Linked DNA regions of Homo sapiens: region 2 is linked to region 1. Evidence: chromatin contacts called from ENCODE Hi-C data. All regions are on one chromosome and are shown on one strand. The core of a region is the stretch at or near the end of the contact, and the rest is flanking DNA. Distances in the headings are between cores, read along the strand shown. Region 1 overlaps PFKP (phosphofructokinase, platelet). Region 2 holds the start of NET1 (neuroepithelial cell transforming 1).

Evidence for each region. A loop is a pair of places that touch in the nucleus more often than their neighbours do. Pooled maps may share reads with other maps.
Region 2: a pooled map of gastrocnemius medialis shows a loop between it and region 1 (2.7-fold over the local background). The contact joins the promoter of NET1 here to the enhancer-like site in region 1. A Hi-C loop is called at or near these places in 1 of 168 maps with a recorded cell type or tissue (ascending aorta) and 4 of 50 pooled maps.

What each region holds. Positions count from the first base shown.
Region 1 is chr10:3,095,786-3,102,711 of GRCh38, forward strand. It overlaps PFKP (phosphofructokinase, platelet), which reads left to right. Exons shown (of 22, transcript NM_002627.5): 3 at 3,490-3,567; 4 at 5,580-5,769. Among named protein-coding and RNA genes, the nearest start is that of PFKP, 32 kb to the left of the region's middle. RefSeq lists an enhancer at 1-565. Within about 2 kb of position 3,651, at least 4 of the 41 ENCODE cell types and tissues checked have a DNase peak (open chromatin) inside an H3K27ac peak, as active enhancers do.
Region 2 is chr10:5,408,364-5,415,289 of GRCh38, forward strand. It overlaps NET1 (neuroepithelial cell transforming 1), which reads left to right and starts at 4,194. Exons shown (of 12, transcript NM_001047160.3): 1 at 4,194-4,457. The coding sequence starts at 4,330. RefSeq lists a silencer at 4,106-4,535.

The sequences.
Region 1 (6,926 bases), core at 2,401-4,900:
CTTGTTGGTGAAAGACGGCTTAGAACTGCGGCTGGTAGTTGCTTTTCACATGTTCCATGGGCGTCGTGACTTTGCAAATTAAAGAATGAGTCATTTCCTAGCAACTTAGCTCACGCATGCACTAGACAGGGAGCATTGGAGGTGGCACTCAGAAAGCCCTCCCTTTCTATTTTTTAATGGCTTTCTTTGCCACATGCATCTATGCAACACAAAATAATGAAATTACTTTCAGAGAACATTTTACTTTTCAAAATGTTGTGGTTTGCAGAGCAGTTTTCTTACTACTCCAGAAGCAAGAGGATTCGTTAACATGTTTGATTAAATCCGTATTTAAATTCTGTGAACTCATGCAGGGAAAGGAAATTGTATGGTTCCCACTATGGCATATTAACTAGTAAAATGCTGGGTGGCGGTTGACTTGGAAGCAGCGTCCGGGATAGCGCGTGCTCCAGGAATACTCTGAAAGCTGATGCCGTTAGGGGTGCATGGTTGACTCCTGGGCCTGAGACGGCCTCAGGATGCTGCAGCGGCCTTGGCATCCTCTTCAGCAGGGTGGCGGCCGGAACTGGCACCTTCCCCCCGGTCTCTTTATTTACCAAAAAACTGCATGCACAGAAATGACCGCAACAGCTCTGGGTGTGGGAATGTAGGAACTGTCTGTTTCAGTTTTGCCGGAGCCCCAGGTTTACGGCCGCTCTACATCCCAGTCCTCTCAGGGAGGTCCCGGTTTCTGCTGCAGTTCAGGCCCCATCATGGGTCATCTTTTCTCTCCTCCTGAGATGTGGGCTTGGAGGATGGGAGGTCGTGCCTCTAAGAAGGGTCCGTTTCACGGTGGCCCAGGCTACATGCCTGCTTCCTTGTTTCCTTGCCCCCCCGAGCTTCATGGAAGTCAATCTGGAAAGTCAGGATCACTGCAGATGGCAGTTTGTTCAGTGTTGCTCCCAGACCTGAAGAATGGAGCGCTCTGTTGTGCTTGCAGAATGAAGCATAATTCTTAGCAGAAACCTGGGAGGCCGGGTGCGGCGGCTCATGCCTGTAATCCCAGCACTTTGGGAGTCCGAGGCGGGCGGATCACGAGGTCAGGAGATCGAGACCATCCTGGCTAACACGGTGAAACCCCGTCTCTACTAAAAATACAAAAAATTAGCCGGGCGTGGTGGCGGGTGCCTGTAGTCCCAGCTACTAAGGAGGCTGAGGTGGGAGAATGGCAGGAACCCGGGAGGCGGAGCTTGCAATGAGCCAAGATCACGCCACTGCACTCCAGCCTGGGTGACACAGCGAGACTCCGTCTCAAAAAAACAAAAAACAAAAAAACCTGGGAGTTTGGGGTGGTAGAGATCACTGAAACTGCAACCCCAAGGCTAGGTTATCTCTTTATTTATGTATCCACCCACCCGCCTACCTACCTATTGTACTTACAATATTCTGAGGATTATGGCCTCCAAGAGTCATTCATGGCTTTGCACATGACCGTCTGTTACCAGTGAGTCCTTGTGTGGACAGAGCATCCGCAGCAGGACAGAACATAAACGGTGCCTCCCAGGGTGCCCTGTGCAGAGGCGAGGTCTGCATCCGACCTCACACTTGCTCACCCTCGCCCTCCGGGGGACGGCTACACTGGGCTCATCTGCACTGCAAGGGAAATCTGTTTTCAGAGCAAGGGGAGACAATAATAATAATAATAATCCCTAGAGTGAGACTGGGCTGTGTTTAGAAGATGTTCTGCTGTTTTGCCATGGAGGTAGGGGGCCTGGTGATGGGCAGTCCCTGTACCAGCCTGTGAGCCAGGGCCTGGGTGCCTGGGGGGTCTCGGGAGGTGCAGACGGGGCTGCCAGCGCTGAAATGAACCAGCTCTGTTTTGGGTTCTGTTCCATTCCAGACTGTTTTCTCCTTTCTTGTTTATTACATGTATGACACTAAATTATAAACACACATGTGGCCAGGCATGGTGGCTCACGCCTGTAATCCCAGCACTTTGGGAGGCCCAGGCAGGCAGATCACTTGAGGTCAAGAGTTGGAAACCAGCCTGGCCAACATGGTGAAACCCTGTCACTACTTTAAAACAAAAACAAAATTAGCCAGATGTGGTAGTGTGTTCCTGTAATCCCAAGTACTCTGGAGGCTGAGGCAGGAGAATTGCTTGAACCTGGGAGATGTAAGTTGCAGTGAGCCGAGATCGTGCCACTGCACTCCAGCCTGGGCAACAGAGCAAGACTCTGTCTCAAAAATAAAATAAAATAAACACACATATATATATAATATTTCTGGTAGAAATTTATAAATATAAGTATACAAATTGGCCAGCTATCAAGGTGCCTGCACTATTGATTAATTTATATATAGAACTCCATAATCTATGAGTCATTTCAATTTTAAAAACCTTTCTTTTTTCTGTCCTCCGGACCTTCACTAAGGTGGGCTTATGGATCCAACAATAATCTATCATGAACTTTTCTAAATCCTTAATAGTTATTCCTTCTTAAGATTAAATGCTGTGGAAAGTGAGTTATGTAGATGAAGTTACCCGTGGGCATTGCTGCATTTCCTGATCTTGTATATTCCGTGGAGAAAAAGATGGGGATGCATTTAGCATTGAAAGGTAATTGTTGGCCAGGCGCGGTGGCTCACGCCTGTAATTCCAGCACTTTGGGAGGCTGAGGCAGGCGGATCATGAGGTCAGGAGTTTGAGACCAGCATGGCCAACAAGGTGAAGCCCCGTCTCTACTAAAAGCTACAAAAATTAGCCAGGTGCAGTGGCAGGCACCTGTAATCCCAGCTGCTCAGGAGGCTGAGGCAGGAGAATCACTTCAACCCGGGAGGCAGGTTGCAGTGAGCCGAGATCGCGCCACTGCACTCCAGCCTGGGTGACAGAGTGAGACTCCGTCTCAAAAAAAAAAAAAAAAAAGGTAATTGTCCTTGGGCTTCTTCTATCAATGTGTCCTCACATATTGATATCTGATTCCCTAATGCAGCACCGTGTCATTAATGGAGGGTAAGGCAGACAATTATTATTCAGCTGTGCTGTTTAATAATATTCAACATACATCCCAAGTGGCGCAGGGTGCCTTGGCAGGCGGAGCCCCTGACAAAATGCTCCCATGTATGTCCCGTGCTCGACAGTGCTGTGTGCCTGTGAGTTTGTGCTGAAGTATGATAAACACGTTGGGTGAAAGTGACCCCTTTCAACCTCTAGCGAAACACGACCCTTTCAACCTCTCGGGAAACGCTGGGCCATAGGAGAATGGCTTGATTCCTCATTGCACTGTGAGGCTGAGTCTAGGCAGACGTTCCCATTACTAGGGACTCAAGGTGAGGACTTTCCCACAATTCACTGCTTTTATCCAGTGCTGGAACTGCCCTGTCTTCTGACCAGTGGATGCTGAGGAACTGACATTCACTGTCATTTTTCCCGTTTTATATAATTTAAGGATCACTTCCCATTTAGTGAAGTTTATCTCATTTTTAAAAGATTCTCCCTTTCTCCCCTAGGGCTACCAGGGCATGGTGGACGGAGGCTCAAACATCGCAGAGGCCGACTGGGAGAGTGTCTCCAGCATCCTGCAAGTGGTAGGTACTGGGCTGCGTCCACAGGGTTCTCTGAGTTAGAGACTCTTTTATGTCTAGTAAATTCCCAGAACACTTGAGCTCAGATCAGTTGCGAAATAGAGATTATGTGGACAGAACAGACTTTGTGAGCAGCTCTTTACTTGTGGTTTGATTTTTAGAAATGCATGTGTTAATCTGTGAGTCACTTTGAGTACTTGTTAATAGAAATAATCCAAATCGGTGCCTCCCCGCTGAAGACGCTCATGGGGCCCACACCTTCGTGCTGGTCCAGGCTCTCTCTGCATTGGGCGCCTCCTGAGCTCCGACACATCAGAAGAGAGGTGGAGGGAATTTTGACAACCACGGAAGTTAGGTGGAGCAACGTTTGCAAAACATCAGGAGAGTGTGGGCTGAATTCACACAGGGGAGCGTTTCCATTCTGCGGTCGTGATTGACGGAGGAAGATAAGATGTGAACGGAGAGTTGAAGTGCGTATGTGTATCAGTGAGTCTGTGTTTCTGTGTGTGGTGTATGTGGTGTGTGAATCTCGGTGTGTGTGTAACTGTGTGAGTCTGGTGTGTGTCTGTATGTAGGTGTGTGAGTCTGAGTGTGTATGTGTGGTGTGCCCGTGTGTATGTGTTAACTGTGTGAATTTCTGGCTAGCGAATGTGTATCTGTGTGTGGGGTGTGTGTATATGTGGTGTCCTTGTATGTGTAGGTGTGTGGTGTGTGTGTGTGTGTGTGTGTGTGTGTGAAAGAGAGTGAGTGAGAGAATGGGAATGGCACCCACTCCTCTGCAGCCCAGTTATCCTGGTTTCGTTCCTGAGTTGCGGCCACCTCGTCTCTTTGGTTGGAGTTTCTGGGTTGCTGGCTCTAGCTCCCATTGTGCTGGCTCTCGTGCTGCCCCCCAGGTTTTTGTCCAGGCAGAGTCCAGAGAGCACCCCTGCCCTGCTCTGCGCCCCCACCCTCACTTGCCTTGGGGGTTGGGTTGTAAATGGTCTCGGTCACACTTGGTGCCAGTGACGTAGGATCGTGTGGAGTGAATTTCAGTTTTTGTAACCTTTTCATAATGTTTTGATAAATTAAATGGTGGTAGGTTTCATGTAAAAATAGGAGCTTTTCTGGGATTTGGAATATTAGTGAGTCTCTGTGTGTGAAAATGAGCTGTGTGCGTGCACCATTGGTGTATCGAAACACGCACTCACGTCACTGCAGGGGTCTCCTGGGAGCTGCCTGCAGACCGAAGGCAGGGAGAGCTTCGCCTCCAGTGCAGAGACAACCCCTGCTGTGCTTATGAGCACCTTGCTTGACAAAGTCAGCACGCGCTTAGGGATCCCGTACGGATGGAGTTTTTTGGTGCATTCATGGTTTTATTTAAAGAAATCTTGCATTTGTGGATCCCACCAACAATTCTTAGTTTTTGGAAAACCAAGTGTGACGAATCATGATCTATGTCCCCTGGAAGTTTGGATGAAAGAATTTAAGATCCTGAAGATATAGCTCTTTAAAAGGGGCAGCGAGTATGTGGTGCAAAAAAAAAAAAAAAAAAAATCCCCCTGGCCCCAGGTTCCTGCTGGTTTTACTTGCAGGTGCTGTAAGGGGTGACTGGAGGGAGAAGCCTGGCTGCTGGTCACACCGCTTCCCTTGTCCTGGCCGGCATGCTCTGGTGGTCAGTGGGCTTGTCTTTGGTTCCACGTGCACCTGGTTGAGCTCGTTGGCCGGTGCTGAGGCGGCTGCTGTGACACCGCAGGCTGGTTCCTGCTCCATGTATTTAACTGCTGGCTGCCGTGTGTCTGGCTCTGCACCCTCCCTGGCTCCTCCTGGGTGTCACGCGCCTGTCTTTGTCCATGGAATGCTGGTCTGGGACTAAAAACAGGAAAATCACAGTCTTTCATAGCTAGTTACTAACTCACAAGATGAAAATGAGAAAAATGTAAATTCTAGCACCCCATGTTTATAGTCGGCCTGTGTGTGCCATCCACCTGGCGCTCTCTCAGACTGAGAGGAGATAAATTAGCTGGTGTCTTTCCCAGGGCGGGACGATCATTGGCAGTGCGCGGTGCCAGGCCTTCCGCACGCGGGAAGGCCGCCTGAAGGCTGCTTGCAACCTGCTGCAGCGCGGCATCACCAACCTGTGTGTGATCGGCGGGGACGGGAGCCTCACCGGGGCCAACCTCTTCCGGAAGGAGTGGAGTGGGCTGCTGGAGGAGCTGGCCAGGAACGGTGAGTGGACACCTGCTCCTCTGTCCTGCGGGTTTTCGCCCTGTTTCAGAGCTTTGGAACCGACAGGTTTCCCTCTTCACTGTGGCAGAAGTACCTCTTCTCACAGATCTTACAGGTCACCATCTCAGGACTTTTTAGGATCTCAAAAAACAACAGCAATGATCGTAAGAATGCTAGTAATTTAACCTTACCATGTGCCAGGCACCCTTCGACCTTTCACACAGATAGCTTTATGGAATCCTCACGACAGCCATCTAAGCCAGGTTTTAGATCATCCCATTTACAGATGAGGAATCAAACGGCCACTCAGCCGTGGGGCGAGCCGGGTCCCCAGCAGCCTGGGACACTAGCATCCGCCTTTCAGCCCTCACACTGTGTCCCTCCAGCTCGCTGGGGTCCTTTAAAACTGAAGTTGGGCCGGGCGCGGTGGCTCACGCCTGTAATCCCAGCACTTTGGGAGGCCGAGGCGGGCGGATCACGAGGTCAGGAGATCGAGACCATCCCGGCTAAAACGGTGAAACCCCGTCTCTACTAAAAATACAAAAAATTAGCCGGGCGTAGTGGCGGGCGCCTGTAGTCCCAGCTACTTGGGAGGCTGAGGCAGGAGAATGGCGTGAACCCGGGAGGCGGAGCTTGCAGTGAGCCGAGGTCCCGCCACTGCACTCCAGCCTGGGCGACAGAGCGAGACTCTGTCTCAAAAAAAAAAAAAAAAAAAAAAACTGAAGTTGCCACAGGACTTTAATTTATTTAGACGATAAATCTCTGCCAATACATCATCCAGTACCAACTTTGGCACTACTTAGGAAAGCGTTTCTGAGAGCCCTGTGTGTATGTGGTTTATTTTTGTTTTGTTTGATTGTTTGATTTTGTTTGTTTTGAGACAGAGTCTTTCTCCATTGCCCAGGCTGGAGTGCAGTGGCACGATCTCGGCTCACTGCAACATCTGCCTCCTGGGTTCAAGCAATTCTCCTGCCTCAGCCTCCCAAGCAGCTGGGATTACAGGCATGCGCCACCACACCCAGCTTTTTTAAAATTTTTTTATTTATTTTTTATTTTTAGTAGAGATAGGGTTTCGCCATGTTGGCCAGGCTGGTCTCGAACTCCTGACCTCAGGTCATCCACCCGCTTCGGCCTCCCAAAGTGTAGTTTTTCTCCCT
Region 2 (6,926 bases), core at 2,944-5,443, 2.3 Mb after region 1:
TGATTGATTGACTGATTGAGGCAAAAAATGAAACAACCTCCCCCCACATCACACATACACACACAGTGATAGATTTTAAGGGATGACAAACCTGATTTCAAATATTCTGCCCTATTGTGCCTATAAGTACACTTCTGCTTGTCAGAATGACAATCAATGCAGTCCACATACTTAGCTGTTGGACTACACTCCCTTTCATTTGGCAGGAACAATTAAGTTTGACCCAATTAAAAATTACAGTCTAATAAACAGTTTTGTAAATTAATCAATAGTAGATATAGTAAATATATTTTTAAAAATTTCAGACTTTATTATAACATTCTATATATAAATTATATGTATATGCACACATACAGACATTCATTCTCCTGAATGTAATTGCTGTTAGTTCATGAGAAGCTATGAGAAGATTCAGACAAAAAAGAAAAACGTTGATGCAAAGGGCAATTCTCTAGTTATTAAGACTACTAGTTTTCTAATGGTAGGTCATTGTTTGCAAATTTGCTACATTTTTCTATGGGAGCCTACAGACCAAAGGGGAATCATTTAGCTAGTGATAGCAATGGCAAACAAAATATCACATCAAAATCATCAAATAATTTGGAAATTAATAAAGTGTTTTGATGAACACTTTGTACTCTAATATATACATATATATATATATATATATATAAAACTTGGTAAGCAGTTTTGCAAAAATAGTTTGATTTACTTAGATAATGAAAGAAAATAGGTTTTTAAATTATTGATTTACATAATAATTTACATTCATTTATTGATTGTTGAATTTATTTAATATCAACTTGCAAAATGATTGGTGTCATCACATAGGGCTGAAGGTTTTGGAAATAATCTTTGAGGAAGTTCCCCAAAAGAATATTTGTTTTGCAAATCCATGGTTGAAAAAGTTTGGGTTACACTTTGCTCTAGTCAAGTTAGTAGGAATATCTTCTCAGAGAGGGAGTTCTAGAGTCTGATTTTATATATATGAAAGCTGAAATCAAAACAATTTCCTCAAACCCTATCCCGGTGAATATTTTAAGGGAGAAGGATGATTTGTGGGGAACTGAAAGAGAGAGGATTCAGAGAACATTTGTCATGGTTTTGGGACTGTTCTATACAGTGTAAGACATAGAACATGGGGACAATGGCATTCAGACACCAGAAAGTTGATCTCTTGTAAGATCAAGAGATGTCACCAGCCTTTCCCAGGTCTTCAATGACCAACCCTCAGAGCGGTCACTTTTCTTTGCTCTTCTTCTATGGTACCCAGCCATTTTCTGATGAAAATTTGTCTTCTATTCCTTATTTCCCTAATGTCTAGCACAGATCCTGGCATATTATAGCAGGAATTTAATAAATTCTTGTGAATAATTGAACAAAATCATAAGTTCTCAAGTGAATGAAAATTGGAAACAGTTGCTCTGCATAAAACAATAGTATTCAGGTCACTGGAAAGAAGTGCCCACCCCCACCACTGGAATCCCCACATTGACATCCTGCAGTATCTATCATTTTGTGAGTAGTTATTACAAGTTACCAAAGGACTGACCACCTCTGATGACACAATCAAAACCAGTTTCAGGACCTGCAAAGCTGAGGACAGACCCTGAATTCTGAGGATCTCACCGAAGTATGTTGAAACTATTAATATGAAACGGCTGTTTCTGTGGGTAAAAAGACCAAGCGTCAGCGATTCACATGGTCCTATCTTGTGAACAAAAGTTCTCTGAAAAGGAAGTTTGGAGAAAGGAGACTTTATTCTAGTGAACAGTTTGCAAACCAGGGAGACACAGCCTTCGGAGTAAAAGAAAGGTGATTCCAGAGAATAAAGGGGAGGGTTTGGCTTCTATAGAAAAAGTTCTTGTCCAGGTTTCCAATCAGATGTGTTTATGCAAAGGAAAGATTCAGACTTGCTCAGTTCAGATTGGGTAATACAGCTGAACCCTGATTGGATAAAGCAGATGAGTTCTGATCGGTTACATCAGGTGAGCCCTGATTGGTCAATTCGGGTAAATTGTGAAAATCCCAAAGGGGTGTGAGTTTTCTGGACACAGAGTAGTTGTGACCTACTTGGGACCTGACTTGAAGAATTGCTCTTACAGGTTTATTTTTGTTCATAATCTAAACATCTGCATCCTCTGAAGCTCTGTCTTGGTGGAGACCAACTCCCCAAATATTAAGAACATTTCTGTATTCTTACACTCTAACTGCTACAAAGCAGTACTTTCTTCTTTAATTTTTGGGGAGGGATGGGGAAGGTAGAACAGAAGTGGTTCTTGACCAAGGTCAACTTATGTTCAGAGCTGGTTCCTTCCGGTGGGTTCATGGTCTCGCTGACTTCAAGAATGAAGCCATGGACCTTCATGGTGAGTGTTACAGCTCTTAAAGGTGGCACAGACCTAAAGAGTGAGCAGCAGCAAGATTTATTGTAAAGAGTGAAAGAACTAAAGCTTCCACAGTGTGGAAGGGGACCCCAGTGGGTTGCCCTGCTGGCTGGGGTGGCCAGGTTTTATTCCCTTATATGTGCCCTCCCATGTTCCATTTTTGTCCTATCAGAGTGCCCTTTTTTCAATCCTCCCTGTGATTGGCTACTTTTAGGGTCCTGCTGATTGGTGCTTTTTACAGAGCACTGATTGGTGCATTTTACAATCCTCTTGCTAGCTACAGAGCACTGATTGGTGTGTTTTACAATCCTCTTGCCAGACAGAAAAGTTCTCCAAGTCCCCACTCTACCCAGGAAGTCTAGCTGGCTTCACATCTCAATGTTACTCCCTAATTTCTTACTCTTTTTAAAACAAAAACATTTTTCCCTCATGTTATAAAGGTACTGCAAATTCAATATGTCCTTATTTTTAAAAAAATTAAATGCAAAAAATAAAAATAAAAATTTTGAATACCTAAAGTCTACCTAGAGACATTTTAATACATTGACTTTTTAATACATTTAATACATTTTAATACATTATCTTTTTTCTTTGTATAATCTCTTGTAATTCATAACTTTGAATATACTGAATATACCTCTATACTTCATGTTTTTATTTCAAATTACCAGTATACTATTACATACTTCACACTTCATTTTTGTTGGCTGAAAATATTCTTCTCAGTGGATGAGCTATAAATCATTGTTTATTTAGGTTGTTTTAAATGTTTCTATTATAAACAATGTCATTAATAGCTTCATGTTTATATAATTTTATTTTTTAGGATAAATTTCCATAAGTGGAAATATACTGGCAAAAGAGAAGTGTTTTTTTGTTTTTTTTTTTTTGGAGACGGAGTCTCGCTCTGTCACTGGGCTGGAGTGCAGTGGCACGGTCTTGGCTCAATTCAAGCTCCGACTCTCTGGTTCAACTAATTCTCCTGCCTCAGCCTCCTGAGTAGCTGGGATTACAGGCATGCGCCACTCTGCCCAGCTAAGTTTTGTATTTTAGTAGCGACAGGGTTTCACCATGTTGGCCAGGATGGTCTTGATCTCCTGATCTCGTGATCCGCCTGCCTCAGCCTCCCAAAGTGCTGGGATTACAGGCGTGAGCCACAGCGCCCGGTCAGGAGAAGCTATTTTTAAAGACTTTGACACATATAAAGCAATATTTAAAATCAAAGAAAGTGTAATTTGTTTAACAATTTTTTTTTTACTTGAAGCGGTCTTTTATTTTATATTATGTCTTTTGCTGACTTTTACAAGCAAAGGATGAAGTCACTTCATTCTGTTTTGCTAGGGAGAGACTGTGTCATGCTTATTGGAAGACATAAGGGCTCATAATTAGATTTTGCTGGTTCCCTAGAGACAGTCCCGGGAACACACTTGCATAACCTTTGGTAATTGGAAATATATCTCATATTGGCCACGTGCACAATAATTCAGTGTGAATATGGCCAATAAACATGCCTTGTTTACAGGTCATTAGTTTGGACCTCTCTTCTCCTCAAATGCTAAGAAAGATCTGGTGAATTAAAATGCTTCCAGTCCATTTGCCTTGGCCTGTAGTGAAAGTCCTAATGAACAATGAAGGAGGTACCGGGCCTTAGGGACTCAGGGATGCGCTCAGGAGTTAAGGGCAAATTTTCCTAGGTTCTTTCCTAGGCAAGTAGATCCCGGGAGCGGTGGAGGGGCGGGACTCCACGTCTCCTAGGAACCGCTGCGCGCTCACTGATTGGCTGATCGCTGCTCAGCCGCCATTTTCAAATCCCCGGATGACGGCGGTGGCGGCTGCAGTCCGCTGACAGGCGCTTTCTGCCTGGCAGAGGCTGGCGGGCATCGTGCCCGTCCCTGCCGGTCTCCCGGGCACCCGGCCACCGCCCCACCCCCTCCTCCGTGCCATGGAGCCCGAGCTGGCGGCTCAGAAGCAGCCTCGACCGCGGAGGCGAAGCCGCCGGGCCTCTGGGCTCAGCACGGAGGGAGCGACGGGGCCTTCGGCCGACACCTCCGGGTCGGAGCTGGACGGGAGGTGAGTGTGGGGGAGGGGAGGGCCGAACGGGAGGTGAGTGTAGGGGAGCGGAGGGCCGAACGGGAGGTGAGTGTTGGAGAGGCAAGGGCCGGGGGGAGGGGAGGGCTGGCCGGGAGTTGGATGTGGGGGGCGGCGAGTGGGGGTGTTGGTGAGGGCCAGGGGGAGGCGAGGGCCGCTGGGAGGTGAGTGGGGGGTGGGGGAGGTGACCGCGGGGTTGGGGGGGGGGACGGGGGCCGCTGGAAGTGAGGGTGGCACAGGCTGGAGTGACAGTGTGCCTGGCCTTGGACCGAGGTCGGTCCTGAGACCCCAAACTGCGATTTTCCCTGCCTGTGGCAAAGGGGCGGGTTTATTGAGTCTCCTCGCCTCCTGACTGTTTCTCAGGGGAGACTTAGGAAAAACCACAATGGTTTTGTTCTGCACACCCAACTGGCTGTAGGCTGGCGTTCCCAAATGCCTTTGCTCAGACCGAAACTGTCATGGTGAGCACCACGAGAATGGGCTTCCATGTCCTGAGAAAGAAAAGACTAAGGGATAAGTTGACTTCGGGATATGTTATGAGATGCCTATTAGAGAGTTCATCACAACCATTTTCGTGTTTTTTCTTTTTACTTTTTGTGGAAGTATACATTGAAATGAGAGTGTATGACTCGTGTTTGGCTCAGTGAAATTTCACAAAGCGAAGCTCAGGGGATAGCTAGTGAATTAGGAGGAAGGGAACCAAGTGAGAACAGTATCCAGGAGGCCAAATGAAGAAAGAATTTCAAGAAGAGGACGTGGCGAGCTATGTCAGATGTTATTGATAGGTCAAATAAAATGAGGATTAAGTAAAATAAGATGAGGATTAAGCTAGATGAGGAATGAAAATTAAATTTGGTAATGAGAAGAGAGTATTGATCTTAGATGGTTTCCAAGAATGGTTACAATATCGAACTTAGAGTGTTTTGCAACAGGTTGAGAAGAGAATGTGCGATTTGTTCAGAAAATAATGTGAGTGCCAACACTAGGAATATGGAAATGGAAAAATACTCTTGTTACTATTTAAGATTTATAATCTAGTGGGGAAGAAAGATAAGTAGGTTAATAATTATTATAATATGTGATAAAAGTTATTATAGTGATATACACAGAATGCCGTAGATTAAAAGGAACACTTAATCCTGACTGGAGAGAATAGGAAATGATTTCCTATTGTAATCCCTGAGTCTTTAAGGACCAGTTTAGAGAGCAGATGTAAATGGATGATTTCAGGCAGAGAAGCATGTAGAAAGGCCCTGAAGCAAATGAGTCTGATGAGTTCTGGGTATATATTCTATTTTATTACTATATTAACAGTGATATTTGTATAGAGGAGAGGAAACCAATATGGGGAGAAGGAGGAGGTAGTCATGAGAGATGATGCTAAAGAGGTAAGCGCCACATCATGAAGAGACCTTGTATGCCTTGACAGAGTTTGGGTTTTATCTTCATGGTAATGGGGAAATACTGAAAGACTTTAAATGAGCCAATGGCATGACATATTTGCATTTTAAAAGATCAGTTTGCCTTCCATGAGAAAAATAAGCAACATTTTGGAGTCATCTCACTCTTCATATTTTATGAAAACTATTCCCCAAAAATGTGCACATATACATAAACATTTCAGGAGATTTGTGGACCCAGCTGTGTATACCAAATTAAAATTTCCAAGTTTAGCTGATGGATTGGTAGGAAATCAGTCTGCAGTAGTCTAAATGAAAAAATGATTGTTCGAATCTGATAGCTGGCAATGGGATTGGTGAAGAGAAGTTTCACTGCAACAGGAAGACAAGAAAGAATAGAGAGAAATAACACAATTTTGTGGGATAGACTCTTAAGAAAGAATAAATTCCCTTGATGTGCTGTGCTGAGTTAACAAATAGAGGGAGAGGTTGAACAGACAGTAGAGGAGAAAAATGGTTGAACAAGGATCCAAGAAGGCAGAAAAGGACAGAATCCAAATTCAAGGTAGAGGATTTAGCCTAACAAGAAGCTATGGATGATATATAGTTTTGAAGAATGGGGTGTGTTGTGAGCAGGAATTTGAGGACTTTCCCACCAGGCCTCTATTTTTTGTGTGAGGTAGGAAATGATACATTGTGAGAAAAGCGTAGTAACACAGGCAGCATGAGGAGAGTGAGACACAGTTAGAAGAACCATGGAGAGAAAATGGAGAATTAAATAACATATTCCTTTTCCAGAAAAGATGTAAGATCATCTACAAGAATACGTAAAATATTACAAGATAGTATTAATTGTGAGGCAAGAAGCAACTAAGCACTGTATCAGATTCAGAAATCATAAGGAAAAAGATTTGTGTGTATGATTATGTGACTATTGAAAAACGTTCTGCAGGCAAAACTCAGTATAAACTAATTTGAAAGACAAATACGTACAGTACAATTTACCCACTTAAATTGTACTACTTAGAACATTTTCATCACCTCAAAAAGA